Linked DNA regions of Homo sapiens: all the other regions are linked to region 5. The links are chromatin loops, found by intact Hi-C in ENCODE. Cell type or tissue: mammary epithelial cell. All regions are shown on one strand. Region 1 has its middle 13 kb from the start of DRP2. Region 2 holds the start of CENPI (centromere protein I). Region 3 overlaps TAF7L (TATA-box binding protein associated factor 7 like). Region 4 has its middle 25 kb from the start of ARL13A. Region 5 has its middle 22 kb from the start of NOX1.

The links. Hi-C counts contacts between places; a loop is a spot of excess contacts. Peaks named below come from ENCODE experiments on the same cell type or tissue, not always from the same donor. Only the 100,000 strongest peaks of a DNase experiment are listed, where the experiment ranks them.
Region 1: a loop joins it to region 5, with 33 times the contacts of the local background. A loop is called at or near these places in 27 of 110 quality-filtered maps.
Region 2: it touches region 5 in a loop (19-fold over the local background); 6 of 110 quality-filtered maps call a loop at or near these places.
Region 3: it touches region 5 in a loop (18-fold over the local background); 32 of 110 quality-filtered maps call a loop at or near these places.
Region 4: it touches region 5 in a loop (4-fold over the local background); 6 of 110 quality-filtered maps call a loop at or near these places.

The regions. Positions count from the first base shown.
Region 1 is chrX:101,204,684-101,209,683 of GRCh38, reverse strand. No RefSeq gene overlaps it. Among named protein-coding and RNA genes, the nearest start is that of DRP2, 13 kb to the left of the region's middle. In mammary epithelial cell, a CTCF peak has its summit at 3,009; no DNase peak of the experiment used is centred here.
Region 2 is chrX:101,095,638-101,100,637 of GRCh38, reverse strand. It overlaps TMEM35A (transmembrane protein 35A), which reads right to left. Exons shown (of 2, transcript NM_021637.3): 2 at 4,271-5,000. CENPI (centromere protein I) reads right to left here and starts at 2,434. Exons shown (of 22, transcript NM_001386188.2): 1 at 2,390-2,434; 2 at 2,099-2,194. RefSeq lists an enhancer at 2,671-2,730. In mammary epithelial cell, no CTCF peak of the experiment used is centred here; a DNase peak (open chromatin) is centred at 2,567; H3K4me3 peaks cover 1,116 bases; H3K27ac peaks cover 1,423 bases.
Region 3 is chrX:101,284,536-101,289,535 of GRCh38, reverse strand. TAF7L (TATA-box binding protein associated factor 7 like) reads left to right here. Exons shown (of 13, transcript NM_001168474.2): 2 at 1,991-2,058; 3 at 2,883-2,961. The coding sequence starts at 1,993. Among named protein-coding and RNA genes, the nearest start is that of TAF7L, 4.3 kb to the left of the region's middle. In mammary epithelial cell, a CTCF peak has its summit at 1,923 (motif pointing right); no DNase peak of the experiment used is centred here.
Region 4 is chrX:100,991,711-100,996,710 of GRCh38, reverse strand. It overlaps a transcript of TRMT2B not described here. Among named protein-coding and RNA genes, the nearest start is that of ARL13A, 25 kb to the right of the region's middle. In mammary epithelial cell, no CTCF peak of the experiment used is centred here; DNase peaks (open chromatin) are centred at 1,030 and 2,110; H3K27ac peaks cover 2,147 bases.
Region 5 is chrX:100,893,534-100,898,533 of GRCh38, reverse strand. It overlaps a transcript of XKRX not described here. Among named protein-coding and RNA genes, the nearest start is that of NOX1, 22 kb to the right of the region's middle. RefSeq lists an enhancer at 2,640-3,141. In mammary epithelial cell, a CTCF peak has its summit at 2,977 (motif pointing left); a DNase peak (open chromatin) is centred at 2,613; H3K27ac peaks cover 1,458 bases.

The sequences.
Region 1 (5,000 bases), 310 kb before region 5:
GGTGGGGGTGGAGGTTGCAGTGAGCCGAGATCATGCCACTGCACCCCAGCCTGGGTGACAGAACAAGACTTTGTCTCAAAAAAAAAAAAAAAAAAGGAAATGATGTCAGAGAGAAAAGCCTACTGATGAGCCTATTGAGAGGATTAATTTAGGACTACCTTGAGGGTCTTGGGGGTCTCCTGCTGGGGCAAGGCTCAAAAGCAATGTAGGGAGGGTGGGAAGTGACAGTGAGACTCTGTTTTGACTATACTAATGACTATCAAGCAGGGATCTTTAACCTCATTCCTGGCTTTCATGTTTATTTAGTGTCTATTCTGTGCACAGCAGTGCCAAACATTGTAAGGGATACAAAAGAAGCAACAAATAAGCTTCCAAACTGTGATTAAATTGAAGTGGGAAAAATATTCTGTAGTTTCTGCCCATAACTTAATTCCAGATTGGAGAATACAATGTAACAGCTGCACTAATTGCTTTTATTTTACATACAGCACTTAGATTTAGGGCCTCTTGAACTCAATTCACAAACTGACATAAAACCATGTGTGAGTACTTCTGTTTGTTATAGGATTGCAGCCAGAACTGTATAAAATTCTCTGTTTATATTCTTTGCTGCACTGGTCTCTCGTTGGACTGGTATTCCATTGTCTTTAAACAGTAACTAACCCACTGAAATATTTCTGGTCCTTCCAGGGATCCCAAGGACATATACACAGTGGGTTAACACCATCAGCCATTCCTGTATCAGCTCTGCTGTTTTCTCTCAAATCCCTTTGCCATTTGAAGGTTTTGTTTTTGTTTGCTGCTCTCAATGGGCTGAACCTCAGAAACAGTGGGCTGGTGAACAACCATTTGTGAACAATCTAATTGTGAGAGAAGCAGGACAATGGCAGACTGAGCAGAATGAACCCTAAGCATCAACAAGCTATGAACCCATGTATCGGTACACTCTCCAGATTCCTCAGAGTTCCACACACCTCCCACTTAGGGTAAGAAGGCTCACAGTGAGGGGGAGGTATGAGGCAGAGGCAAGTACTTTTCTATGATTATTTTTCTTTTCTGCAAGACATGCTCAAAGAGTTCTCCTTTGATAGTGTGGGATGGGTTAGGTGTAGTTCATCTTGAAAGCAAAAAGACAGCCTCTTTCACCCATGTGAATCTGATTATACTTCCTGACTCCCACAGAGATGAACCAAGCACCCACGTTGTCTAGTCTTTTCTTCTGTCCAAGCTAGCCAAAAGATATCCTCTTACTGAAAGCTTGCAGCTACTGCTATTACTATTACTACTGCTTTTTATCACTGTTTCCTGCTCTTGGAAAACCTCAGCCTGATAGCGCAGGAACTGAGAAATTAATTCTGACCTCAAAAGGGGATAGCGTCTGTGAGACTTGCAAGAGGGGCTGATATCTGCCAGTCACTAGGCAGAGAAGAGCATTCCAGGCTGAGCAAACAGCATGAGCAAGTGTGCAGAGGTATGCAAGTGCATTGTTCTCATATTCAAGTTCAGGAAAGTTAATAGTCTAGTGGGGCTACAGGGAAGGCCATCAGAGCAGTGAGAGTGATGCCAAAGAAACCGGAACAAGGTAGAGTGGGGCAGATTTGTGAAGCACATTGAATGCCATGTTAAGGGAATTAAACTTTCTTTTTTAGGCAATGAGGCGTTCTAAGCAGATGAAACACAATCCAATTCACGTTTACAGAGAACTCTGGCAGGAGTATGGACGTTTGATTGGCAGAGATAAGGAGACTATTTAGGAGGCTCTAGCACGGGTCTAGATAAGAAATCAGAACCACATCTAGGGTAGTGGTAGTGGGTACTAAAAGGTGGCAGGTTTGAAAAACACTAAGAAATAGTAGTATGTTGCTTAAAAAAAACCTAGCTCTCTGGAAAAGCCAGGAAAATAGACTTCACTAGGAACAAAATTGGCCAGCACCCTGATTTTGGACTTTCCAGCCTCCAGAACTGTGTGGAAATAAATTTTGTTGTTTAAGCCACCCAGTCTGTGGTATTTTGTTATGGCAGCCTGAGCACACTAATACACATAGTATAAGATCAATAAATAGTTGCTGAATGAATATTCAAGTGTTAGGACTGATCCTAACATTTGTATTGGAATTAGTATTTTTTTAGAGATAAGATCTATTAAGACATAATGAGAAAATAGAACTAAGAAGAGGTACCACGTGACAGATTGTTGGCGATGGATTTTTCTCTGATGTAAGCTTTGCTCTGTGAGGCTAGTGAGGGGTTTCTTGCCAGGGTTTACAACAGTATCACTAGCTAAAATATCTTTCCCTGAGGATATCATATTCTTCCTCCTCCATTCTTGATTTACTTATGACATTAGAAATGCAATGGGAGGGCTAGGCACGGTGGCTCACACCTGTAATCCCAGCACTTTAGGAGGCCGAGGCAGGCGGATCACTTGAGGTCAGGAGTTCGAGACCAGCCTGGCCAATATGGTGAGACCACATTTCTACTAAAAATACAAAAATCAGCTGGGCGTGTTGGTATGCGCCTGTAGGCCCAGCTACTCGGGAGGCTGAGGCAGGAGGATCGCTTGAACCTGGAAGATGGAGGGTGCAGTGTGCCGAGATTGAGCTACTGCACTCCAGCCTGGGTGACAAAGCAAGGCTCTGTCTCAAAAAAGAAAAGAAAAGAAATGTAATGGGAGGCTGGGCACAGGGGTTCACGACTGTAATTCTAGCACTTTGGGAAGCTGAGGTGGGGGAATTGCTTGAGACCAGGAGTTCAAGATCAGCCTGGCCAACACGGTGAAACCCCATCTCTACTAAAAATAAATAAATAAATAAATAAATAAATAAAATTAGCTGGGCATGGTGGTGGGCACCTGTAATCCCAGTCACTCAGGAGGCTGAGTCAAGAGAATCACTTGAACCTGGGAGGCAGAGGTTGCAGTAAGCCAAGATCATGCCACTGACTCATGTCTGACTTTTTAAAAAAATGATCTTTTCCCCTTCCTTACCCCTACCAACCAGCAGGGTGCATTCTCTACTCAATATATCTCTTGGCTTCTGCTTATTTCCATACGGGGGTACTGTGCTGATTGCTCTACATGCATTCTCTGAATTCATTCTCATGACAACCCTAGGCATCTAGCGCAGTTTCTGGCAAATAATAAGTATTCAATAAATACTTTTTAAAAGATTAGCCGTGTAACAATAACAGTAACTAACATTTATTTTGTCTTCTATGGGTCAGCATCCATTCTAAACACTTCACATACATTAACACATTTAATTTCAACAACACAAAGAGGTAGTGACCATTATTATCAATTTTAGAGATGCTTACCAATTATAACTTTTTAGTGCTTTTGGCTCTAATGGGTGTCAGTTGCTGGCAGGAGTTGTAGTGATAGCAATAGTATTTTCAGCCCTAATCAAGGTGGTAATACTTGGGTAGATCTAGACTGATTGTGATAATGTCTCTAACAGTGCAACAAAAGTTACAAGCTTGTGGGCTCTACCTCAGGACTATTAGTTTCTGATTTTTGGGTATCACTCTTCTTCCTTTTGTCCCACTCCCTTTTACTATGCCATGTATCCGAAATCTCTGTAACTAATTTTATTTCAATAGTTTTTGGTTACATGGATGAGTTATTTAATGGTGAATTCTGGGATTTCAGTGCACCCGTCACCCAAGCAGTATACATTGTACCCAATATGTAACCAATTATTTTAAGAGTTTGGGTCTCCCTCTGTCACCCAGGCTGGAGTGCAATGGCATGATCACAGCTCACTGCAGCCTCAAACCCCTGGGCTCAAGCTATCCTCCCACCTCAGCCTCCCGAGTAGCTGGGACTACAGGCATGCACCACCACTCCTGGCTAATTTTTAAAAATGTTTTTGCAGAGACGGGGTCTTGCTATGTTGCCTAGTCTGGTGTCAAACTCCTGGCCTTAGGCAATCCTTCTGCCTCTGTCCCAAAATGCTAGGATTACAGGTAAACCATCGTGCCCAGCCAGTAACTTTTTTTTTTTTTTTTTTTGAGACAGTGTCTCACTTTGTCACCCGGGCTGGAGTGCAGTGGCACAATCTCAGCTCACTGCAACCTCCGCCTCCCGGGTTCAAGCGATTCTCCTGCCTCAGCCTCCCGAGTAGCTGGAATTACAGGTGCATGCCACCACGCCCAGCTAGTTTTTGTATTTTTAGTAGAGATGGGGTTTCACGATGTTGGTCAGGCTGGTCTCGAATTCCCGATCTTAGGTGATCTGCCTGCCTCGGCCTCCCAGAATGCTGGGATTACAGTCGTGAGCCACTGCGCCTGGCCAACTAATTCTTTTTATTAAATTCCCTTTTTGGAACACCAAGAGTAATTTCTCTTTACCTAGCTGGACTTTGAATAAGACCTAAAAGAACTTAAAGATGAAACTACTGATTCTCTATTGACAATCTTTGAGAAACAGTGACGATTACCAGAATAGCAACAGAGGGTTGAAAACAACAAAGCATTGTACTTTTTCAAAGCTTTGGGTTTTTTTGCTTTTGTTTTTGTTTTTTTGGAGACAGAGTCTCACTCTGTCACCCATGCTGGAGTGCAGTGGCATGATCTTGGCCCACTGCAACCTCCACCTCCCAGGTTCAAGCGATTCTTGTGCCTCAGCTTCCTGAGTAGCTGGGATTACATGCATGTGCCACACACCCGGATAACTTTTTGTATTTTTAGTAGAGACGAGGTCTCACTATGTTGGCCAGGCTTGTCTCAAACGCCTGAGCTCAAGTGACCCCCCAACCTCAGGCTCCCAAAGTGCTGGGATTACAGATGTGAGCCACTGTGCCCGGCCTTTTAACCTTTTATATTGTAAAGAATAACACATACTGAAAAGTGAGCACACAAATATATAACTCAATGGTTTACCAGGAATCAAACAGCCATGTAACCAGCACCCAGGTCATGAAAAAGAACATCTCCAGCAGCCCAGAATCCCCCTGCCAACCACTAAGGCCTTTCTCTTCCACTTAAGTAATCATTAACAT
Region 2 (5,000 bases), 200 kb before region 5:
TGAGACCAGCCTGGCCAATATGAGGAAACCCCGTCTCTGCTAAAAAATACAAAAACTAGTTGGGCATGGTGGCACACACCTGTAATCCCAGCTACTCGGGAGGCTGAGGCAGGAGAATCACTTGAACCCAGGAGGTGAAGGCTGCAGTGAGCAGAGATTGCACTACTGCACTCCAGCCTGGGTGACACAGTGAGACCCTGTCTCAAACAACAAACAAAAAAACTAATCCATCTCAATAACTCAATCTTACTTTCTCCACTCCTATTTTCCCCACTTCTCCTTGATTTTGCTTTTAATCTTTATGCTCCTAAATTTGTCAGTGCTAAGTTAAAGCTGCACAGTTCAAAAGCCAAACTGGTGGCCAGACTAAGCATTTTCAGGAGACAAATATTCCCATTTATTCACTTAATAAATAATTACTAAATGTCATCTATTTGCCAAGCACAAGTCTAGTTACCAGGGATAAAATAATAAAACAATCAAGATCTCTGCTCTCATGACACTTACACTGAAGGGGGAGGTGAGAGTCAATAAATAAGTATACAACTAAGACTGGACATGGTAGTTCACACCTGTAATACAGCACTTCGGGAGGCAGAGGCTGGAAGATCCCTTCAACCTAGGAGTTCAAGACCAGTCTGGGCAACACAGTGAGACAATGTCTCTACTTAAGATTTAAAAAATTAGCTAGGCATAGCCGCACGTGCCTGTAGTCCTATCTACTCAGGAGGGTGAGGCAGGAGAATAGCTTGAGCCCCGGGGGTCGAGGCTGCAGAGAGCCGTGATTGCGCCACTGCACTCCAGCCTGGGTGACAGAGCAAGACTTTGTCTAAAAAAAAAAAAAAAAAAAAGGAAGAAAAGTAAACAATAATGAATATAATACACAGTGATGTGATAGAAATGAAGTGGAGATGGGAAGCTACATTGTAACTTTGTAATAAGTGTTCAGAGAAAACCTCTCTGAGGTGACCTTTAAACTGAGATTTGAATGCCAAGAAGGAACCAGCCCTGTGAAGATCTGGTGGAAGAGTATTTCATGGAGAGAGAAGAGGAAGACATGCTAAGACTAAGACCTTAAAGCAAAAAGAGCTTTATGTGTTAAAGAAACAGCAGCTTGGCTGGGCAAGGTGGGTCACACCTATAATCCCAGCACTTTGGGAAGCTGAGGGCAACATAGTGAGACATTGTTTCTTTTTTTTTTTTTTTGAGACAGTCTCACTCTGTCACCCAGGCTGGACTGCAGTGGCGCAATCTCTATCTCGGCTCACCACAACCTCCGCCTCCCGGGTTCAAGCAATTCTCCTGTCTCAGCCTCCCAAGTAGGTGGAATTACAGGCGCACACCACCATACCCGGCTATTTGTTGTATTTTAGTAGAGACTGGGTTTCACCATGTTAGCCAGGCTGGTCTCGAACTCCTGACCTCAAGTGATCCACACCTGCCTCAGCCTCCCAAAGTGCTGGGATTACAGGCGTGAGCCACCACGCCTGGCCCAACTCTGTCAAAAGAAAGAAGAAAGAAAGGAAAGAAAGAAAGAAAGGGAGGGAGGGAGAGAGAGAGAGACAGACAGAGACAGAAAGAAAGAAAGAAAAGAGAAAAGAAAAGAAACAGTAGTAACATCAGTCTGGAGGGAGTGGAATGAAAGAGGTAAAAGGTAATGAGCGATGAAGTCAGAACGTAGCCAGGGACTAAGTTCATATTGGGATTTGCAGGCCAGAGTAAGGAGTTTGGATTTTAAATGTCATGGGAAAACATAGGGGAAGGGGGAAAGGTTAGAGAGGGGAGCAATACCACCTGATTTGTGTTTGACGATCATGTTAGCTGCAGTGCAGAGACGAGAATGTTAGAGGTCAAGGAGCGGCAAGAAACCAAATAAAAGGCTGTCGCAGAAGTCCAGAAGAGGTTTGACTGTAGCCTGCACTAGGCCTAGGGTGTAGAGGTGGAAAATGATTGGATTCGTGCAATGTTTTGGAGTTAGACAAAGTAGGCCGTGATAAAAGAATTGGATGTAGGGAAAAGGGAAGAGGAACCAAAAATGACTTCTAAGTTTTTGGCTGCAAATAGGAAAAACTAAAGGAATAGTCGGAATGACACTTACTCAATCCCACCTCCCTGGAACAGATGAGGCCAGATCAGGAGAGGAATATGTCCAAACCAGTGGGACGTTACAGGTTCCGAGTTATTTCCTAGGTTCCTAGGAAAGAAGGGCAGGGGAGCAGCTTCTGACCCCACCCAGTTGAACCATCCCAGCGCTTCCCAAGGATCCCTGGTGCGAAACTGGCTACGGAAAACCCGACCGCAGTCACACCTTGCAGGATAGTCCCACCCTCAAAAGTAAAAAAATTCTCTTCGCCCCCATTTCGCGCGGTGCTTAAAAGTACCTCCTCACCTAAGACACTCTACCTGCAGCCGCACAGGCCTCTGACCACCGAATGCCGCCTCCGGAATTCAAAGAAGCTGACTCCACCCCACGCATGCGCTTCCGCGCAGACCCAGAGGGGCGGCTGGGCGGAGCAACGCACTCAGCTGAAGCCTGATTGGCTAGAGGTGGCGGGAGGCTCGGTGGCGGGAGGTGGCGCGCGCGACGACGCTGGCGTAGAACCAATTACGGAGAGCGGCTTGCCCCACCCACCTGGGCCTGTGAGGAGAGCAGCGAGTGGGCCGTTGCTGCTGGAGTCAGCTGATTGGCTGGCGTTCCCACTGTGCTAAGAATATAAGAATGTTCACATTCGTCATTTTGCGTATAACGGGACAATTCGTGTCTCGGTTCTTGAATTTAACATGATCAATTATAGTGATTATTTTGCCTAGGCTGACCCCAGATGTCGGGACTTTGTAGGAAAATGTGAAACCGCAAATTTCACAATAAAGGTGGCTTCTCCCTGGCCGAGACTTAAGTTAAAGGGCCTGTCGCTTTCCCCGTGTGAACCTAGGGCGTGGGAGGAAAGAAAGGCTGGGTCTGCCCTCCTTTTACCGACAATGGGTATGGATATCCTCCAAGGTTTTCTATAAACCGGCTGTCAACATGTAACTATTCCTAACCATGAGGAGTTAATTGACCTTGAAAACAGCCACAAGGGTTTAGTCTGAGCTCTCAGCTTAGTCCCTAATTTAATCTCTTATTAGAGTAGGAATAAGAGAGAAAAGATAAATTTAATGACTCTCACTGAGTTGTTGAGACCAAAACATACCTATAAACTTTAGGTAAACTTGGCGGGGGGCGGGGAGGACTGCAGTCTTAGAGATGAATAATCAAAGTTTAAGTTTATGTAGTTGGGAAAGGATACAGCAAAAATAACTTTACCACATCATATATGGTTTTCAGAATAGTTTCACCAACTCTTATTTAATCATGCATGACAACTGAGGCTCTTCAATTTTTTCTGATAGATGTTGTCCTTTAATAAAGTTGAAAATTTCTTGAATCATTTTTCATGTTTTTAATCATGTTTCATAGGCTCAAAGAAATGTAAATTGGAAGGAAATTTAAGGTTTCAACATTCTTCTTTTTGTAGATGATTAAACTGGAGCCCTGAGTGGTGAAATATCTTGCCTAATGTGACAGGTCTGTGGCAGTGCAACTTGTACCACTTTGTGGAGAGATATATATATGTAGTGAAAGATAGTGATTCACCTTTGATACACCTTCAATTTTCTCCGAAATCATTTTTCTAACTTCCCTTGGCATCACCTAATTAAGCAAAACTCCTAAAACCTGGACATTGTATTGAGATCCTAATTATGTGGCTTTCTGTCTTGCATGCTAACATCACAAAAGTGTGGGGGAGCGTAAATAAAATTGGAAAGTTGGGCCAGGCGAGGTGGCTCATACCTGTAATCTCAGCACTTTGGAAGGCCGGGCCAAGCAGACTGCTTGAGCCCAGGGGTCCGAGGCCAGACTGGGCACCATGGCAAAATCCCGTCTCTACAAAAAATAAAAAATTAGCCGGGCATGGTGGCGTATGCCTGTAGTCCCAGCTATTCGGGAGGCTGAGGTGGGAGGATCACTTGAACCTGGTAGATTGAGGCTGCAGTGAGCTGTGATCCCACCACTGCACTACAGCCTGGGCAACAGAGCAAGACCATGTCTCAAAAAAAAAATAAGAAAAAGAAAAAAAGGAAATTGGAAAGTTGGCAACCTTATTAGCATATTAAGTGATTAAACTCCCTCTTCTCTTTCCTCTCCTCCTTCAGCCAGACTCAGAAAAAGAGAGGCTAAATCCTTTGATATGATCCTTACTTTCCAGATTTTCAGTATTTGTCCAGACAGTTTCCTCCAAATTTCAAAAAGTTTTATTTTGAAAGAATGAGAGAAATAAAACAGAGAGGTATCAATTACCAAGAACAATTACACTGAAGAAAACACAATAATAAGTACTCTTCCCACACAACCCCCCCCATTTCCCCATCCCTGGCACAATAATATTAAAACCACCAAAGCACACCTAACAAGGAAAAACAACAGTACGTAATGAAAAAAGCAAATGTCCATACTGCTCAGTCCAACTAACCCTTATGAAATGTCCTTCCCCCAGCTAAACCCTACCCACTGGAATGATAAAGAAATGTAGAGACAACCCTAGGGGAGACTTGGAACTCTGCTTATACTAGCAAAGCTCAGTGAAGAATCAGTAAGAGTAGTGAATCTGTTTGGCAGTGAAACACTGGATATAGCTTCTTTTTCAAATTTTGGATGATTGCAGAGAACAGGTAGAGTTTGAGGCTCACAGACTTCTAACAGGACTGATCCCTGTTCCCTCAACCGTAACAGTGGAGCAGCTGCCAAATCCTGGTTGGCTGCTGAGAATAGTGGAAGTGAGGCAACTTTGGGCTTAAGACAATCTGAAAAAGATGTCTGGAAACAAGTTTACTGCTTCAGTTTCAAACTGTGAGTAAAGGGTTTTAATAGGTGGGGCTTGGACAAAGGCAAGGTGAAACTTCCTATATTATCACTTGAAGAATTAAACTATCAATTTGACTGCATGCATCCCTTGTTTTAA
Region 3 (5,000 bases), 390 kb before region 5:
TCCCAAATACATGGAAAATAAGATTAGAAATAAAGTCTTGGTTCATTGTAAGAACATAAAATTGAAAAACAAATAATGAAAACAATAAAAAATAATAAAATAAAAACTTGGGATCCAGCAATCCCACGTCTAGATGTATATCCTAAAAACTTGAGATCAGTGTGTCAAAGAAATATCCGCACACACATGTTCACTGCAGCATTACAATAGCTAAGTTATGAAATCAATCTAGGTATCCAACAAGTGAATGGATAAATATGTGGTATGTGTACCCAGCTGAATACTATTCAGCCTTTAAAAAGAAGGAAATTCTGTCATTTGCAACAACGTGGATGAATCTGGAGGATATTATATTAAGTGAAATAAGCCAGGCAGAAAAAGACAAAAATCACATATTCTCACTTATATGTGGAATCTAAAATAATTGAACTCATAGAAGCAGAGAGTAGTGTTGGTTATTACAGGCTGGAGTAGCGGGAGGGGCATTGAGGAGATGTTGATCAAAGAACAGAAAATTTCAGTTAGGCTGGTCCAATAGTAGTGGGATATTATCACAACTTATTAACATTAATGCCACTAAAGTTGGTATACAATCTCCCACTTCCAAATTTGGCTTTTAAAATTAAAAAAAATGAAAGTTGCAGTTAGGGGGAATAACTGATAAGTATTTAAGGTGATGGATGTGCTCATTAGATTGATTCAGTCATTTCACACTATATCATAACATCATTGTGTACCCCATAATTATATATGATTATAATTTGTCAAAAAAAGATTAACTTGGAAGAAAGTATTCACTTCACCAAAGGTATATATATATATTTTAAATAAAAAGATCCATCTTAGGAGTTCTTTTAAATAGCTTTTGGGGGCATTCGAAGTAAGTGGTGATTGTGAGGATTATATGAAATGATAGACCTAATGCACTCAATGTAGTACTGGGCATACAGAATGCACACAATAAAGGGTAGTAATGAATGAAAGGGTAGTAACGAATAAATCAAATCAGATTTTATGTTCTCCATAAAACTCCATCTCAAAAAGAAAAAAAAAAGAGACTCCGTCTCAAAAAAAAAAAAAGAACTGGATTCCATGCTGGGCGCGGTGGCTCAGGCCTGTAATCCCAGCACTTTGGGAGGCTGAGGTGGGCGGATCACTTGGGGTCAGGAGCTTAAGACCAGCCTAGCCGACATGGTGAAATCCTGTCTCTACTAAAAAATACAAAAATTAGCCAGGTGTGGTGGTGCATGCCTGTAGTCCCAACTACTTGGGAGACTGAGGCAGGAGAATGGCTTGAACCTGGGAGGCGGAGGTTGCAGTGAGCCGAGATCGCACCACTGCACTCCAGCCTGGGCGACAGAGCGAGACTCTGTCTTGAAAAAAAAAAAAAAGAACTGGACTCCTAACTTTTCCCCAGGGTAGCTCAAAGCTGTTGTTGCTGGCTCTAGAGTCATAAAAAACTGCCTGGTCTCCCATGGACTGCTTAATTTCTACTAATCCATTAATGTAGGTGAAATATTGAAAATCAAGCCCTTGTTTACTTCAAATCATCACAGAACATTTATGCAAGTGGTTTCTAGGCGAATTTCAGCTTTTGGTTTGCATTCTTCCCTACAGAGGTTAGTTTGCTTAGGTAGCCACCAACGTGTTGTTGAATTGTAGTCTTTTACCTGAGAGTCTAAGAATATGATTAAGAAGACGAAATCATGTTTCATAACAGCTCTTATTTCATTTGTTCATCAAATTACATCATGTAATTTGGATTGACTTTGGAAAATCTACACATATTGGAGAGGAGCTAAGGTAACGTCTAGAAATAATTAAGTTATGTCAAATAAGGTATTGTCTAACTGTACACACATCATTCTAGTGAGGATTATGGGCAAGATCTTGTATAATTTAGCCAGTACTACCAGAAGTGGTCAGGAGAGGGAGCAAGAGGAGTTTTTAGTGATGGTTTTCTTTTTGCTTTCATGAACTCAAAATCAAGACATGAGTGAAAGCCAGGATGAAGTTCCTGATGAAGTTGAGAACCAGTTTATATTGCGTCTGCCTCTGGTAAGAACTTGTATCTCAGAACAAATATCTTCATAATTATAGTTTAATTATAATTATAGTTCTACTTGGATTCTGACATTTCTATTTCAGGTAGGCTATAAAAACTCAGAACATTTGTTTCCCAGGAATCATGTTCTGTTAAGCAGTCCTATCATAGCGTGTACTTTTTTGGCAGCATTTTTTCCTCCTGTACAATACCACCTATCATGCAGGTTGATTTCCTGGCAAAACAGCTGTGACAATGATGGACCCATTCACTTACCACCAATACTAACAGCCTGTTCCCTGGACAGCCAAGATACGGCTCCTCTGAAATCCTTTCTGTCACCTCAAAAGGGGCAGTGAGAAGGGCCAGCATTATTCACCACCATGCAAGACTTTTAAAGCTCATCTCAACAAGTATTTGGCTCTCTTCCCCCACACTGATACCTGTATTCAAGCAATTACTTAGTCTAGGCAGCTATATTAAGGATGGGGTTCAGAAACCTATTTCCCTAATTAGGGTTACTTAATATACCAAGCAAACTGCAACTAGGTAAGCCTTTCTTTAGCAACTACAACAGAAGGGTAGCAGTGAGAGGCAGGATTGTAGAGCTAGGAGAAAGCATTAACTGTAGCTACTAAGAGACAATTATGAGTTTAGAGTCAGCTTCATCCTAACTTGACTTATACAGTGCACAGTATCTCATGGTACATGGTCTTGTTAGTAACATTTGGGAGGTGTAAAGTTTTATTTAAGGGAGGGCTTTCTTTGATATATCTATTCTGTTAGCTGCCAAGTAGATGTTTAGTTCTTCTGATTTTTCAATTTACCTCCTTTTTAGGAACATGCTTGTACTGTCAGGAACCTAGCACGTTCTCAAAGTGTCAAGATGAAGGATAAACTAAAAATTGACTTATTGCGTAAGTAGTTAATATCCATTCACTATACATTGAACAATAATTTATTAAGGGATTGCTATGTGCCATACACTGTACTTGGTACTAAGGATGTGAAAAATGATAGAATATGGTCTCTGACTTGATGGACTCATGCTTTAGAGAGGCTTAAGTCCTCTTCTTTTAAGAGGAAAGGAAGTAGGAATATTGCACCTTGAGTTGAGTGATTATCATAGTGTGTTTAAGGAAACTTGGGGGTCAACTGTGGGGTTTTTATACTGCTGGTAGCCTCCCATATATAAACTTTATGATTTCTGAACATCCAAGGGAATGACAAATGGATATGCCATTCTTTGTTTATAAAGGTGACATGTATTTCTTTCTTTCTTTCTTTCTTTCTTTCTTTTTTTTTTTTTTTGAGATGGAGTCTCGCTCTGTCGCCCAGGCTGGAGTGCAGTGGCGCAATCTTGGTTCACTGCAACCTCTACCTCCTGGGTTCAAGTGATTCTTCTGCCTCAGCCTCCCAAGTAGCTGGGATTACAGGCACATGCCACCATGCCCGGCTAAGTTTTGTATTTTTAGTAGAGACGTGGTTTCACCATGTTGGTCAGGCTAGTCTCAAACTCCTGACCTTGTGATCCGCCTGCCTTGGCCTCCCAAAGTGCTGGGATTACAGGCGTGAGCCACCGTGCCTGGCCAGTGACATATATTTTTCTTTTAAATAATATTTGTTATATTGGCAAATTGTACATCCAATAAAGTGGTTAATATCCAAATATATAAGGAACTCAAACAACTCAATAGCAAGAAAACAAATAACCTGATTTTAAAATGGGCAAAGGATCTGAACAGATATTTCTCAAAAGAAGACATACAAGTAGCCAAAAGGTTCATGAAAAAATGCTCAGCATCACTAATCATTAGGGGAATGCAAATTAAAACAACAGCGAGATATCACCTCATACCTGTTAGAATGGCTTTTATTAAAAAAAAAAAAAGAACAATAACAACTGTTAATGAGGATGAGGAGAAAAGGGAAACTTTGTACCCTATTGGTGGTAATGTAAATTAATACAGCCTTTTTTTTTTTTTTTTTTTTTTGAGATGGAGTCTTGCTGTGTCACCCAGGCTGGAGTGCAGTGGCGCGATCTTGGCTCACTGGAACCTCCACCTCCTGGGTTCAAGCAATTCTCCTGCCTCAGCCTTCCGAGTAGCTGGGACTACAGGCATGCGCCACCACACCTGGCTAATTTTTTTGTATTTTTGGTAGAGATGGGGTTTCACCATGTTGACCAGGCTGGTCTTGAACTCCTGACCTCGAGTGATCCACCCACCTCAGCCTCCCAAAGTGCTGGGATTACAGGCGTGAGCTACTGTGCCTGGCCTACAGCCATTATTTTTTTTAAATGGTATGGAGGTTCCTCAGAAAACTAAAAATAGAACAACCATGTGATCCAGCAACCCCACTTCTGTGAATATATTCACAGAAGGAATTGATATCAACATGTTGAAGGCATATCTCTCTGCACTCCCATATTCATTGTAGCATTATTCACAATAGCCAAGATATGGAATCAACCTAAGTGTAAATGTGATACGTATACACAATGCTATACTACTCAGCCTTTTAAAAAGAACAAAATTCTGTCATTTGGGACACCATGGATGAATCTAGAGGCCATTTGCACCAAGAGCATGTGTAAATAAATAAGTAAATAAGTAAATAAATAAATAAATGTTTCCACACAAGTTTATCTGCCTAAAAAACACACAACCAAAAATAAATAAATTTTGCTAGTTTTTTTTTTTAATACAGAGAAGCATATAAAGGAGAAAACAAAAAGTGGCTCATAATCTCACCAGTTAGTTAACACTTACTGACATTTTTTAAAAAAGATAATATAAGTTCATAGTTAGAAAATTCAAATAAAACAGGCTGGGTGTGATGGCTCATGCCTGTAATCCCAGCTCTTTGGGAGGCTGAGGCGGGCGGATCACTTGAGGTCAGGAGTTCCAGACCAGCCTGGCCAACATGGCGAAACCCCGTCTCTACTAAAAATGCA
Region 4 (5,000 bases), 98 kb before region 5:
GTAAATTTTCTTAATCTCCCATCTTAGACTTATTTGGTCGGCTTGGAGTTAGGAAGGAATTTCTCACTGTAGTGCCAAACCTGAAATGGTAATTGTGTTTGAGCAAGTTCCCTGAACATAAGGGGGCGAGGGGAGGAAGAGGAACGATCCAGGCCATTTTTGTTGATACATAATAGTTGCACATATTTTTTCATGTGATGTTTCGATATATGCATACAATGTGTAATGATCAGATCAGGGTAATTGAGATATTTGTTGCCTCAAACATTTTTTCTTTGTTGGGAATGTTTAAACTCTTCTAGCTGTTTTGAAATATACAATAAATGATTGTTAACTATAGTCACCCTACTGTGCTATTGGACATTAGAACTTATTCCTTCTATTATAACTGTATGTTTGTATTCATTAACCGACATCTCTTTCTCCGCTCCCCGCTCCACCCTTCCCAGCCTCTGGTATCTATCATTCTATTCTCTACCTCCATGAGATAACTTTGTTAGCACCCAAATATGAGTGAGAACATACGATATTTGTCTTTGTGTGCCTGGCTTATTTCATTTAACATAATGACCTCTAGTTCCATCCACGTTGCTCCAAATGATGGGGCACCAGCCCCCTTAGTATTCAGTTCTCCTTTAGTCCCTGAACCACATTATCAGTGGAGTTAACTCCTGTGTTAGCTAAAAGACAGGTGTCTTTGTAACCTAGTGTAATCAGCATGACAATTTTCTAAAAAAAAAAAAATGTATATTAAGAATGTGTTGGAGTAGGGGGTGTGGAATGTAAAAGAACTGTGGAACTCTTCATTCTTTTAAGTTCTTTAGAGAAGTGCTCTTATATGTATGCTTTACATAGTTAGGATCAGCATGTATATCTGCTCTTTCCTATTCTGCTGTTTTCACTTAACATTATTTCACATTCTGGTTTCCACCCACACAGTGCACATAATTGCCATCTTTAATGGCTGTGTAACATTCCATTGTATTGAATAGCATGCCAGTTGTTAGGACCGGGCTTATTTTTCTGAGCAGATCTAAAGGCCTGCTGTCTCATAGCACCAGAGGTCTATTTTAGTTCCTGGATGTGGCGACTAGCATGAGCGTGGGATCGCGTGGGATTCCTGAGTCATCAGTGCACAGCACAGCCTGAGTGCTTTGTTAACATTGCTCTCCCACCACCCAACAGCAGAGCCACCTCAGCCTCCCTGGACCAGATCCTGGCACTTACTGGGCACAGGGGTGGAAGTACATTCCCCCTGAGCTGATATTATCTATGTGCCAATAGCAGAAAGCATCTGCCACCTTCTCCTTCCTGGGATAACAATTGTTTCCTCCAGAGCTTGACATGAGAAAAAAGGCAAGGGGAGTGGGAGAACATTTTATTACAGCTGAAGGAATAAGGTACAGATCAGGGGTGCCATGGCTATAGTTCTTTTAGTTGCAGCTATAAAAATACAGCGGGATGAGGGGATGGTTTCAGTATTGGAAAGTTGGGTGACAGTTCTCATTCTCTATACACTTTCATGTCAGAAATTTAAGTTTTGGTCTTCCAATAAAGGGTTTACAGGGTTGAGTAACAAAGCAGTGAGTCCAGGCTTGACCCTTAAGTCAGTCATAGCCATCTTATGGTTAAGAATACTAGTTGGCAGGATTCTCCTGAGAAGAGTGATGTTGTGTTGAGTGCACTTATTACATCTTGCCAGTAGCAACTGCCTTGAAAATAAGTGATTTGAAGATGTTATTGAGAGGAAAGAACAATATTCAAAACACAACTGGGGCTGGGCACAGTGGCTCACACCTGTAGTCTCAGCACTTTGGGATGCCAAGGTGGGAGGATTGCTTAAGCCCAGGAGTTCGAGGTTGCAGCAAGCTATGACTGTGGCACTGCGCTACAATCTGGGTGATAGAGCAAGACCCTGCCACTAAAACAAAAATAAAAACACAACTGGTATGGCCCAAACACCCAACACTTGAATCTCTGGGGGATTTATAACTAGTTTAGCTACTACTGGTTTCCATGCTCCAACCCTGAATTATCACTGTTCTTTCTTAACCTTTGCTGCGTGCTAACTATATGACTCATTTCCTACAGAGGTCATAGATTGCTTAACAACCCTGCTGACAGAGTGCTACTGGCAGGTAGACCTAACACATGAATGACAAGTGAGGACTGGAGTGCAGGAATTGAAAACCATTCAGAGCAGAAGGACCTCTCTACCTATTCATAGTGAATTCTCTAGTCAGAAAGCCCAGGTCTGTCCCTGAAAGATAAGATAGAAACATACCCAGAGCCATATGAGTGAATGATAGGCCAGGGTCATTCATAAGCTGCAAGTGCCTCTGACGGGAGCTACATTCTAAACATCTTGGAGAGTGACCAAGACATTGACAACTAAAGAAAAGAAACCCCAAGGCAACCACTTGCCTTTAAGAAAATTTGCCCTCCAGGCTCAAGAAACTATCCATTTCTTGGTCCCTGGGCTGCCCCACTGAGAAAGAGATTTGTAAAACCTCTTTGGCAGATTTAGGATTCTGAAAGAGAAAAATATGGGAGGCGTTGGTTGTAATTACCCTAGATTCTCTATTCACTTTGTACTTGACAGTCTAAGACATCTCTCTTTGGGTTGTTTTCTACAGAAAAGTGGATACCTATCCCAGAAGGGGGACTATAGCTTTCTAATGATCTCACCGAGCTCCTTCCCTAAATCAACATAATAGTAGCTAATATTTAATATCCTACTTAGGGTGTGCCAGGCACTATTCTAAACATTTTTGTGTGTATCATCCCTTTTAAACTTTACAGCAGGCCTTTGAGGTAGGCACTGTTATTCCTGCCTTCACTGGGGGAAATTGCCTGGTCACCCAGCTTGGTAAGAGGTTTGGAAAGTATATTAACAGCCTGTAGCAACACAATTAAGATTCACTCAAAAAGAGATTTTTTTTCTTTACATGACTAAGGGTACACTGATTGTATTGGGAGGAGGGTATCTAAATAACTTTTTGTGATTGATAGATTCTATGTAGGAAAATTTGGTTGACACCCAGGAACACCTACATTGCACAAAAGGAAGTATGCCAATATACTGAAATTCAGTTGTGTTAGATGTTGTTCAACTTAGATTCTTCACCCAGCTCACCTTCATAGGGTACAATCCCATCCCTTTTTCCCATCCACTTTCTCTTCTCTATTGGCTGAGAAAGTATGCCTGCCTCATAAACACACATGTTATAAAATGTGCATGATCCAATTTTCTTACGGTTTGTTGATTCGTAGTCTCCTGCCTCATAAAACTCTTATTCAGGAGAGAGATTTGTTGCATCCCCAGGTGAGAATGATTGTCAGCAGAATTCTCCAGCGATATTTATCAGGCAAATTGGAGGAAGGTAGATGGGCTGAAAGGCCAAAGAAGACCCAGGGAGGATACAGTATTTTTGAACAGAGTAGAGCACTGGCTTGGGCACATGAGATCTGGATTTTTAGGAGCAGCTCTGCCAGCCATCAGCTGTACCATCTTGGGCAAGCCACTTAACCTCTCTGCACCTCAAGTTCCTCATTTTTATAACAACAGGGGTTGGACCAGAGGCTCTGTAAGGTTCCTTTCAGCTTCATAATTCTAAGCTGTGCCTCAGTCAGAATCCTATCAAAGACCTATAAGGTGCTTGGGATGGTTTCCTTGAAGATAAGAGCAAATGATGCAACCATCTACAGTGTCAGACCTTCCAGATGGGGTTGTAAGAGGGATCTTTCTGTACAAAGTTTCTATCCCTCAGAAGCAGTTATGAGTTAGTTCATTTATACTGCTTGGTGAGATGGTATAGGGTAGAGCAAGGGTTATGGAGTAGGACCTTAGTTTGAAAACCATTTCTGCCACCTCCTGTCCCAGGGTCCCCAGGGAAAAATTATTTAACCTCTCTGAACATCATTTTCTGCCTCTGTAAGATGGTGGTGGTAGAATCAACTTCAGAGGGTTTTGAAGATGAAAGGTAATTATATATATAAAGCACTTAGCCCAGCACCTGGCAAAATGGAAGTGCTGAATCAACAATGTGTGCTACCACTATTGGTGTGCTTATTGATATTAACTTAATTCTCCTGACACGGGCATGGATATACTTCAACATTTTTTTTTTGAGACCGAATCTTACTCTGTTGCCCAGGCTGGAGTGCAGTGGTGCAATCTCGGCTCACTGCAACCTCCACCTCTGGGGTTCAAGCGATTCTCCGACCGCAGCCTCCCAAGTAGCTGGTGTTACAGGCTCGTGCCACCATGCCCGGCTAATTTTTGTATTTTTAGTAGAGATGGGGTTTCACTATATTGGCCAGGCTAGTCTTGAACTCCTGACCTCAAGTGATCCACCTGCCTTGGCCTCCCAAGGTGCTAGGCATGAGCCACTGCACCCGGCCAGCATTTTTTCTTAAATAAAGCTTTCTCTTTCTTTCTGGCTTTAAGTAGCTCTAGAGTCAGAAAGATCGGGATTGAATTCCCTGCTCTGCTTTTTTTTTTCCTCACCCCCAAATTTTAAAATTCAATTTAATTTCTAAATTGATATATATGTACACATTTTGTGGGTATGTATGATAATACATCATCTAATTTATGAAGATCAAATCAGTGTAATTGGGATATCCATCACCTTTAATATTTGCCTTTATGCTAGAACATTTGAGTTATTCTCTTCAAGCTATTTTGAAGTATACAATAGATGATTATAGTCACCCTACCAATCTGTCAAACTGTATATATGTATCCATTAATCAGCCTCTCTTCATCTCCCGCCCCAACCCCCACCGCCCCGCACTTTCCTGTCCTCTGGAAACTGCCAGTCTATTCTCTATCTTCATGAGATCCACTTTTTTTGTAAGCTCCCACATGTGAGTGAGAACATCCTGCTCTGCTTTTTGTAGGCAGTGGGACCTTGGGCAAATTTGACTTTTCTGCCCCTTAGTTTCCTCATCTGTGAAATGCAGTCAGGTATAGTGCTTACCCCCAAGGGTTGTTG
Region 5 (5,000 bases):
CTCCTCCTTCCCATTCTTTTCAGTCTGTCTATTGCTTGTCCTAAGTGCTATCTCTTGCCAAGGCTGCTGTGAAATGCTTTTGGCAAATCTTCCCAGTAAGCTGCCCCAGACCTTGGAACATTTCAAGTCAGTTGAAAAAAAAAAAGGCAAGCCCTTGCACCCTTCCTTCAGGGAGTCACCAGACAGATCAAAATACACATCCACAATGAGAAGAGGTCTGTATTGTTTCCTCTGGCAAAAGCAACTTGCACCAAGAATGTAGGCTGCCATTTTCATAGGTGCCACTGATCTGGTGAGTGAGGACAGCAGACAGGCAATTTTAAATGCCAGAGTCTTCAGTTATTACAATGTAGCAGCTTCTTTATTCATTAAGCTTTCCCTTGGTTAGTGTAAATTGTTGACTAGATTCCAAAGTATTGTGAAAGTTGCTTCTGACAGTTTGACAGCTTATTAGTTACCTTTATGGAGGACAGAACCCTGGAATTATCTACTCCACCATTTTTAGTGACCTCGGCTTTTAATTTTTGTGTAAGGACAGCACTGCCACTCGTAACATGCCTGAGCCAAAACCAGATGTCCCTTCATTATTTTTATGCACAAATTGTCTTATCATTGGCCAGTAGAATCCCCTCCAAAGTGGTTCCTTGTTTTTTTGACAGAATCCCAGTAATCTTTGATAGCTTCCTTGCTTTCTGCTGCAAGATGTCCTAGGCTCATCTCATACATTTACTGACCCCGACCTGGATAGCAATTTCTCCAAAGGATTCTGACTCCTTCAGTGGGAAATGGTATTGAAAGACCAAAGGCTGGGTGCTAAAGGTCTTTTTTTTTTTTTTTTTTTTTGCTGTTGAGTTGTCATTGCTTCTGGGCTTTTCGGTAGAAAGAACTAGGAAACACACACACACACACACACACACACACACACACACACACACACACATATATATATTTGTGGGATTTTTTTTTTTTTGCCCAGGCTGGAGTGCAGTAATGTGATTTCAGCTCACTGCAACCTCCACCTCCCCGGTTCAAGCGATTCTCTTGCCTCAGCCTCCCGAGTAGCCAGGACTACAGGCATATGCTACTATACCCAGCTAATTTTTGTATTTTTTGGTAGAGACAGGTTTCACTATGTTGGCCAGGCTAGTCTTGAACTCCTGACCTCATGTGGTCCACCTGCCTTGGCCTCTCAAAGTGCTGGGATTACAGGTGTGAGCCACCGCATTTGGCCGAAAAAGATATTTTTAAATGTGAAAAATATAATGAGTTTATAAAGCTATTTCCAATTCAAATTTAATGGTACAGGGTTTTACCCAATTTCTTTATCTTGTACTTGTGTCTTTTTTCTCTTACCCTGACAATCTTTGTTTCTAAGTATATTAACTTCATACTTATTTGCTTAATTCTAAACAAACCAATAATAATTTAAAAATAACAATACCAATATTACTATTAACATTAAGACTATGGAAAGCAGTTTAAGATTTCTTTGTGCTTCATTTTGTCCTTAGATCATATATCATTAGGGATGTACGGTCAAAATATTGTTTTAAAGTAATTTGAAGGTATTCTATTTGTATGATTATGCCACCAACTTGATAAACAGTGAAGTTCATTTGTTTCAGTTTGTTTTTAGTTTTTTGGGATTGATTCTTATTTTCCCTTTGAGTTAATATTATTAAAAATTTTTTCTAATAATTTTTTTACATAGGGTGTCACTCTGTCTCCCAGGCTGGAGTACAGTGGCACAATCACGGCTCACTGCAGCCTCAAACTCCCGGGCTCAAACAATCCTCCTGCCACAGTCTCCTAAAATGCTGGTATTACAGGCGTGAGCCGCTGTGCCTGGTCACTTAATTTTATTTTTAATTATGCTTCCAAAGATGAAACTAGTTAACAAGATACATCCAGAGAAATTTAGCTTCCGTTCCTATTACTTCATCCTGTTCCCTCCTTCCCCCAGTTTTGTAAGATTGTGGTTCATACTTTTAATGTTTCTTATTTAAAAATATAAGCAAATATATGTATAACCACACATGTATGTGTGTATTTCCCTTTTTGTACACAAAGATGATACATGATAAAAACTGTTCTTTACCTTGATTTTTTTCACTTCATACATCCAGAGATCATTCCATGTGAATATATGAGAATTATTTTCCTTTTTACAACTGTGTATTACTCCATTATGTGGTTATATTGGGTTTTTTCAGTCTTTTAATATTATAAATAATGCCAATAAATAGCACTGGGCATATGTCATTCTGCATTTTTTTCCAGTATGTCTTTGGAATAGATTCCAGGAAGTGAGATTGCTCTATGTATTAACAAGTTCCCCTCCAAATGGGCTATACAATTTTGCATTCCCAGCAGCAATGTGTGAGGGAATCCAGGTCTTTTTATATCTTTCCACAGAGCCAGTGTGGACCAAATTGGTAACTCTGAGTTTTATGGCCTGGGAGAGACTTCACCTCCCTCACCACTCATCCCACAGAAATACACCACAGCTCACATCCTATTATTTTTCCTATTACATACCCTGTGCTTAAAACAAATGGGTTGCCTAGCAGGAATGAGCAACCCTTTGTGGCAAGCCTTGTCTTGTTATGAGCCACTTCTCAAGTTTGCCTGGCTGCCTGTGGCTGAGGAAGGTTCTGAAACATGTTAAACAGCCCTGACAGCCTGATTGCTAATGAGTCTACATTGTCAGCTGTCTACACTAACCAAGTGATCTCGCCCATGAACCTGTGTCTGGAGGGTATACCCCAGTATACACAAGGCAGAATGGAACATCAGATGTTCATCTTTCTGCTTCTCTGAAGTGCTTGCTTTCTATTCATTATTACCAACATTGAAATAGACCCAATGGAGGCCCCGCAAGACAGACCCATCATTGTTTTTGTTGTTGATCTTTCACCTGTGGTGCTGGCCTTCACTTCCATTTGCTGCCTCTCCCTGTGTCTCCTTGGAGCTCTCGCCATCTTGTGGCAGGTCAGCAGGCTTCAGAACGGAAATGTCGACTTTACCTAAGTGTGAAGAAAATCAAATCCAAACTCCTTACCATGCTATACTGTATATGTGCAATGTATACTGTTCATAATTTGCTTCAAAATGCTTCAGTACCAGCTGTGTGATATACCTTATTTCATCTATTCTAAAATGCATATCTTTTTCACTTTTAATCACCTCTGAAATTAGGATGAATTTTACCATTAATAATATGTCATAATTTAATTAACAGCAAATTTTCTTTCTGGGTGCAGAAAAGAATGATGAGTCTTACAACCTATGACATTTTGGATTCATGAATTAATTATTTAACAAAATATTGTGTCTGTCTATGAAATGATCTTTTGAAATACCAGCCTAGGCTGGGGACAGTGGAGGTAGGAAGAAGGGGTGGATTTAGTATATACTTTGAAGTGGAGGAGAAACCGGTAATGTTTATTCATACTGATAAACAATTTTTACAATTCATTGTTAATTAGTTTTAATCCACACTCTGGGGGTGGTTAGTTAACATCCGAATTATTCTAATCAGGAATACATACTCAGGAGTGATTAGTTATTATTTGAAAGATCCTACTCAGGTGTTTACATCCCAGAAGTAATTATACCCCAGGATATTCACTTTTTCCTGTCTGAACTTGCACTAACTCAGAAATTCTTATACTTTATTTTTGCCATGGTCCCCTTTGGCCAACTGGTGAACCCATTTCAGAGTCATGCTTTTAATACCCAAAATAAAATACATAGGATTACAATCAAAACCAATTGTGTAAGCCTGTAGTTACAGCACTTTGGGAGGCTGAGGTGGCAGGATTGCTTGAGGCTAGGAGTTTGAGCCAGTCTGAAGAACATTGGAAGACCAGCCCCCCATCCCATCCCACTCCTCCCCACTGCCTCTACAAAACATTTAAAAATTAGCTGGTCATGTTGCTGTGCACCTGTGGTCCCATCTACTTGGGAGGCTGATTACTCCCCTGCCATCGCTTGAGCCCCGGGAGTGGAGGCTGCAATGAGCTATGGTTACACCACAGGCTGAAAAAAACATAAATGCATTCAAATGCAGATATCAAAATATTAAAGATGCAATTTATGACATTAACATGTGCTTCTTCACCCTCAGGTTTATTAAGGTATGATTGACAAAATTGTATATATTTATGGTGTACAGCATGATGTTTTGATATCTGTATGTATTGTGAAATGACCAAGTCAAGCTAATTTAAATATAATTATCTCACGTACTTATTATTATTATTTTGAGACAGAGTCTCGCTCTGTTGCCCAGACTGGAGTGCAGTGCCGCAATCTTGGCTCACTACAACCTCCCCCTGCCGGGTTCAAGCAATTCTCCTGCCACAGCCTCCTGAGTAGCTGGGATTACAGGCATGCGCCACCATGCTAGGCTAATTTTTGTATTTTTAATAGAGATGGGGTTTCACCATGTTGGTCAGGCTGGTCTCAAACTCCTGACCTTGTGATCCGCCTGCCTCGGCCTCCCAAAGGGCTGGGATTACAGGCATGAGCCACCGCACCCGGCCTACTTTTTAAAAAATTTTTATTTTAGATTCAAGTAGTACATGTGTATGTTTGTTACATGGGAATTAAATGTGTAATGGTGAGGACTGGGCTTCTAGTGTACACATCACCAAAATATTGAACATTGTACCCAGTAGGTAATTTTTCACCCCTTCCTCCTCTCCCACTCTCCCTCCTTTGGAGTCCCCAGAGTCTATTTGCCCCATCTTTATGTCCATGTGTGCCATTTGTTTAGCTTCCCCTTGTAAGTGAGAACATGCACTATTTGATATTCTGCTTCTGTGTTGGTTCACTTAGGATAATGGCCTTCAGCTGCATCCATGTTGCTGCAAATGACATTATTTTGTTCTTTATTGTGACTGTGTAGTATTCCATGGTGTATCGCCACCACATTTTCTTTATCCAATCAACTGTTGGTGGACACTTAGGTTGGTTCCATGTCTTTGCTATTGCAC